Linked DNA regions of Homo sapiens: region 2 is linked to region 1. A link is a loop called in an ENCODE intact Hi-C map of the cell type or tissue named here. Cell type or tissue: dorsolateral prefrontal cortex. All regions are shown on one strand.

Region 1 (2,500 bases):
AATTTGAAGTCTTCCAGTTCCTTTGGGTCAATACCATCTGGATTCCATATACTCCCATCAGACTCACCAACAGCAATACATTTAGCACCAAAACGATGTAAATATCTCATAGAGTGTAGGCCCACATTACCAAATCCCTGAACAACAAATGTTTTATCTCTAAACCCTGGTGTCATTCCTAAAATGCTCATGTAAGAAGCTTCATTGATGAAGTTTTCAATCCCATGGAAGACACCACGGCCAGTAGCAGAGATGCGTCCATGGATTCCCCCTTGGCTGATGGGTTTACCAGTAACACAGGCGTGTGCATTAATATCATAGTGCCCTATGGTGCTGGCATAGGTATCAGCAATCCAGGACATCTCCCGCTCACCTGTGTTCATGTCTGGAGCAGGCACATCAACGCCAGGACCAATAAAGCCCTTCTTTGCTAGCTCCATGGTGAACCTCCTTGTGATCTTTTCCAATTCATTTTCGGTATAGTTCTTGGGATTGATCTTAACACCAGCTTTAGCACCCCCAAACGGCACATCAACCACTGCACACTTGTATGTCATCAGAGAAGCCAAAGCTTTTACTTCATCTACACTCACATCAGTGCTGTAACGGATACCTCCCTTGCAGGGCGTGCGGTGCTGGCTGTGCTGGGCCCGGTAGCCTTCGATGACCTCCCAGGAGCCGTCGTCGCGCCGGATGGGGAAGGAGAGACTCAGCACATGGTTGCAGGGCTTGATGATCCGCAGGATGCCGCGCACCCGGTTCCGCTTCTGCTCCTCGCTTTCCTGGGTCCTCAGGTCCTTCACCAACTTGTCCTCCACGATGCTGGCGCCGCGATCGAAGAAGCCCTCCACCATCTTGAAGAAGTTGGGGTCGTCCTCGCGGTCGGCCACCAACTCGCTGTAGTGGCGCCGGGCGGCCAATGCGAGCCCCGGCTGCGAGGCGGCGGCGGGCTGTCCGCGGCCCCGGCCCAGCAACGCGGCCGAGTGGTTGGCCGCGGAGCCCAGGGCAGCGGGCCCGGCCCGGGACGGCAGCAGCGCTTTGGCCAGGTAGCGGTACATCGCGGCAGGCGGAGGAGGGGTGCGTGACGGTCGCGGAACAGGTGCGCTTTCTCAGACTCCCCGCGACTAGGAAGGAAGGGTCCGGCGCGGGTTGCCCTTTTAAGCCGCAGCTTCCTGCCTGCCCGGCTGTCCCCTCCCCTTGGGCGCCACCTAACGGGGAGGACGGACTTTGGGGGCAGGGCGCCAACCAGGGCGCCGGACCTCCGGGTCCGGAGGTCCGGGGCGCCGGACCCGCCGCGGCCTCGCCGGGCCTGGCTGGCCTGTTTGTTCTATACTTCTAATGTTTAATAATTACCCAGAGCTTTGGATATATGCAATTCTGCAAAATAAATCAAAAGGAGTCAGAAGGCAATTTTATTTCCTAATAGACCCTTAGTTAGAATTTAACTTAAAAGCCATTTTTAACAAATGTAAACAATATCTCCCCTCCTCTCCATCAAAGTCTGACGGAGACAAATGAAAAGATTTTTTAGAAGAATAGGACTATATCAAGACCAAAAAAAAAAAAAAAAGCTAAGAAAGGGTACCATCAACAATCTTTACAGAACTTCTGGAAAGTAAAAAGCAAATGGTACTGGCCTGGGGAATAACCAAAGAAAATGAAACCTCAGCCCCGGATGGCAAAGGTAAGTGCAATTCTTCCAAAGAGAGCCCTGAGTGAAATTTTAAACAGGAGTGAACAAAACAAAAAGCAGAGATTGGGCCCTAGAGTACTCATGGCCTTATTTCATTTAATAAGTTGCATCCACAAGCAGTGGACCAGGAGGATCCTGCCCCCTCTCAGATAAAAAAGAGCAATTGGCAATGGCAGCTTTTGCCCCTTGGACAATGGTTCTCAAACTTGAGTATGCAACAGAATCACCTGAAGCACTTATTAAAACACAAATTTCTGAGATTCACTTGGAAAATTCCTTATTCGGCAGTCATGGAATGATTCACCTAACAACATGAAAGCATCCTAGAAGCTTTGAGTTAAACTATTAAATTATTTGCAAGAAAAACAACAATGCTGCCAAAACATACAACATAATGCATGTTAAAAATCACAGGATGTCTTATTATGAAGAACAAGGCAAAGATGCCTACATTTGCCATTTTTATTCAACATAGTATTAGAAGTTCTAATCAGAGGAATTAGGCAAGAAAGAAAAAAAAACAGAAAAAAAGTAAAATTACCTCTGTTCACGTATGGCATGACCTTATGTGTAGCAAACGCCAAATATTATACAGAGGGAGAGAGAGGGAGACAAACACATACACAGAGGTAATATACAAATTCAACAAAGTTGCTGAATACAAAATAAACACAAAAATATCAGCTACATTCCTATATGCTATGAAGTAAATATCTAAAAAGGGAACTAATAAAACAATTCAATTTACAATACTATCAAGAAGAGTAAAGTACTTAGGAATAAATTTAACCAGTGAGGCAAAAGACT
Region 2 (2,500 bases), 120 kb before region 1:
CAAAAGGTGTTAACTCCAAATAGAAAAATGTGAACTTTTGTTTAACAGCACCAAGTAAGGTTTATAGTTAGATTGAACCCTCAATAAAATGGAGCCTGCTTTGAAAGATTAATTTATCTTTGTTATCCATCCCTCATGTTAGTCAAAACATGATGACACATCTCTTCTTCCTGTCTAACACGAGTCTAGAGAAACATAATATTTAACCATGCTTATGAAATAAGAAAATAACAGAAAACTGAGGATAGGGTGGGGAGGAGGTAGCTTGGTTCCTAATATAATCTGCATTATATTAAGCAGTCCTCAACCAAGAAATGATTATATACTTCTAAGAATACTTCTTAAATTCTTTAAAAATCTCACTAGGTTTGAATCTGACACACCAGATACCATCGCTTTCCAAGTATTTCATCAGTGTTTTTCATCTGTCATGGGACACTGACATTTGATGAATTTTAAATGAGAGACTATATGGTACTACCAGCAGACAGCAGATAAAATAGCATCTTTTACCCCAACTCTGTCTCAGCATTGTCTTGAAAAAAATATTTGAAGAGCTCTTACTGAAGTTTGCTTTCCTCATAGAAACAAGAGAGTTCTTTATTTAACAAACCTATGCTTCTCAATATAGTGATAATACCTTTTGCCTGAGTCTGAAAGGGCAAAATAGGAAAATACCTAGAAGTGATTTTAGACTACACACCAAGGTTCACCCTGTGATTTTTAAAGGTTCAAATTTTGTTCCAATTTCTGCATTACAAGATTCTGTCATCTTATAATCCTCTCTGTCTTCATTTTAGAGTAATTTCTCAGGAAAAATGTTGCATACTAGGAAGCTTATTCAACCAGCCAAGAGAATAAGATAGATGTTTTCCCTTCTCTTGATGAGGAGATGTGGAATTTTAGTGTTCTGACAGGTCTAATGGTTGAGTCTCTTGGGTTTTTCAGGTTAAATCAGAAGGCAAAGTAGCACATATAAGAGGGCCACCTGAAGGAGGGCATTAAGTCACTGATGATAGAAACAGCTATGGTGAAAAGCTAGAGGTTTTCTAAGGAGTAGGGATCCAAAGCTCAAATAAGTCAGACCTGAGACATAGTAAGTATTCAGTAAGTGGTGTGTGTACAGAAGAGACCACTCACTACTAGAGCCAAGTTTTAACAATTTGAAAGAACACATTTAATATTAATAAAAACTAAGAAAATATATATATGAAGACTTGCTTGATAGCCATCGCTCAAAAAATTTTATTTCCCCAAGTGTATTTTAGTCACAATTTTAAAAATTGTAAGAAATTTTGTGTCATTAAAAAGCTCCTTATTCTCTTCTGGATATTTTGAAATATACAATAGTCAATCATTACACATTGCATAAATGTATCAAAATGTCACATGTACTCCAAAAATATGTACATCTATTGTGTATCAATAAAAACTTTTTGAGAGAAAAACCTTTATGAAAACCCTCCCTTATAATCAGCCAAAATTTGCTATCTTTATAACTTTTACATATGGGGTTACATATGAATCCTAGCTCAGTCCTTCAGTCCAAAGAAAGCAAGCCCACTTCCACCTCCTCATGACAAACATTTTGATGCTTAAATATTTAAAGACAGTTATCTCATCTCCATAAGCCTTCTCACTGTAGGTGAAACAACCTTACTCTTTCAACCATTTTTCTGTATGACATGGTTTTTAGAGATTATTTATCAGACACGTTGATTTTGTTCCATAAGGAGTTCTGAAAACATTAAGGTCCATATTATTAAGAGCTTCTTATGTTAATAAATAGAATATTTTAAATAAAAGACGTATGTATCAGAAATTTCTCAAAGAACTTAAAACAGAGCTACCATTCAACCCAACAATCCTATTACTGGGTATATACCCAAAGAAAAATAGATCATTCTTATCAAAAAGACACATGCACTTGTATATGTATCGCTGCACTATTCACAATAGCAAAGAAACGGAATCAACCCAGGTGCCCATCAATGGTAGATTGGATAAAGAAAATGCAGTATATATGTACCATGCAATACCATGTAATTATTAAAAAAATGGAATAATGTCTTTTGCAGCAACATGGATGGAACTGGAGGCCATAATCCTAAGCAAATTAATGCAGGAACAGAAAACCAAATACCACACGTTCTCACTTAGAAGTGGGAGCTAAATATTTAGCACACATGGACATAAATATGGGACCAATAGACACTGTGGACTACTGGAGAGTGGAGGGAGGAGGGGTGAGTTAAAAAAAAACTACTTACCAGATATTATGCTCACTACCCGGGTGGTGGGATCCATACTCCAAACCTCAGCATCACGCAATCTTCCCATGTAACAAACCTGCACATGTATCCCTGTATCTAAAATAAAAGTTGAAATTAAAAAAAGACATATGTAGGCATTTTGATATCTGCTTGAAGCTTTATGAATCACATGACTTACAACTGTCTTCTACCACCTGATGGTGAGAAGTGTTTGAAAATTACAGGTC

What was found. Hi-C counts contacts between places; a loop is a spot of excess contacts. Peaks named below come from ENCODE experiments on the same cell type or tissue, not always from the same donor. Only the 100,000 strongest peaks of a DNase experiment are listed, where the experiment ranks them.
Region 2: it touches region 1 in a loop (2.8-fold over the local background); 1 of 110 quality-filtered maps calls a loop at or near these places.

Annotation. Positions count from the first base shown.
Region 1 is chrX:121,046,243-121,048,742 of GRCh38, reverse strand. GLUD2 (glutamate dehydrogenase 2) reads right to left here and starts at 1,133. Exons shown (of 1, transcript NM_012084.4): 1 at 1-1,133. The coding sequence starts at 1,058. LOC105373328 (a long non-coding RNA gene) reads left to right here and starts at 1,269. Exons shown (of 4, transcript XR_938572.4): 1 at 1,269-1,684. In dorsolateral prefrontal cortex, a CTCF peak has its summit at 1,210 (motif pointing left); a DNase peak (open chromatin) is centred at 1,119; H3K4me3 peaks cover 1,365 bases; H3K27me3 peaks cover 1,910 bases.
Region 2 is chrX:121,163,928-121,166,427 of GRCh38, reverse strand. No RefSeq gene overlaps it. Among named protein-coding and RNA genes, the nearest start is that of GLUD2, 120 kb to the right of the region's middle. In dorsolateral prefrontal cortex, no CTCF peak of the experiment used is centred here; no DNase peak of the experiment used is centred here; H3K27me3 peaks cover 1,058 bases.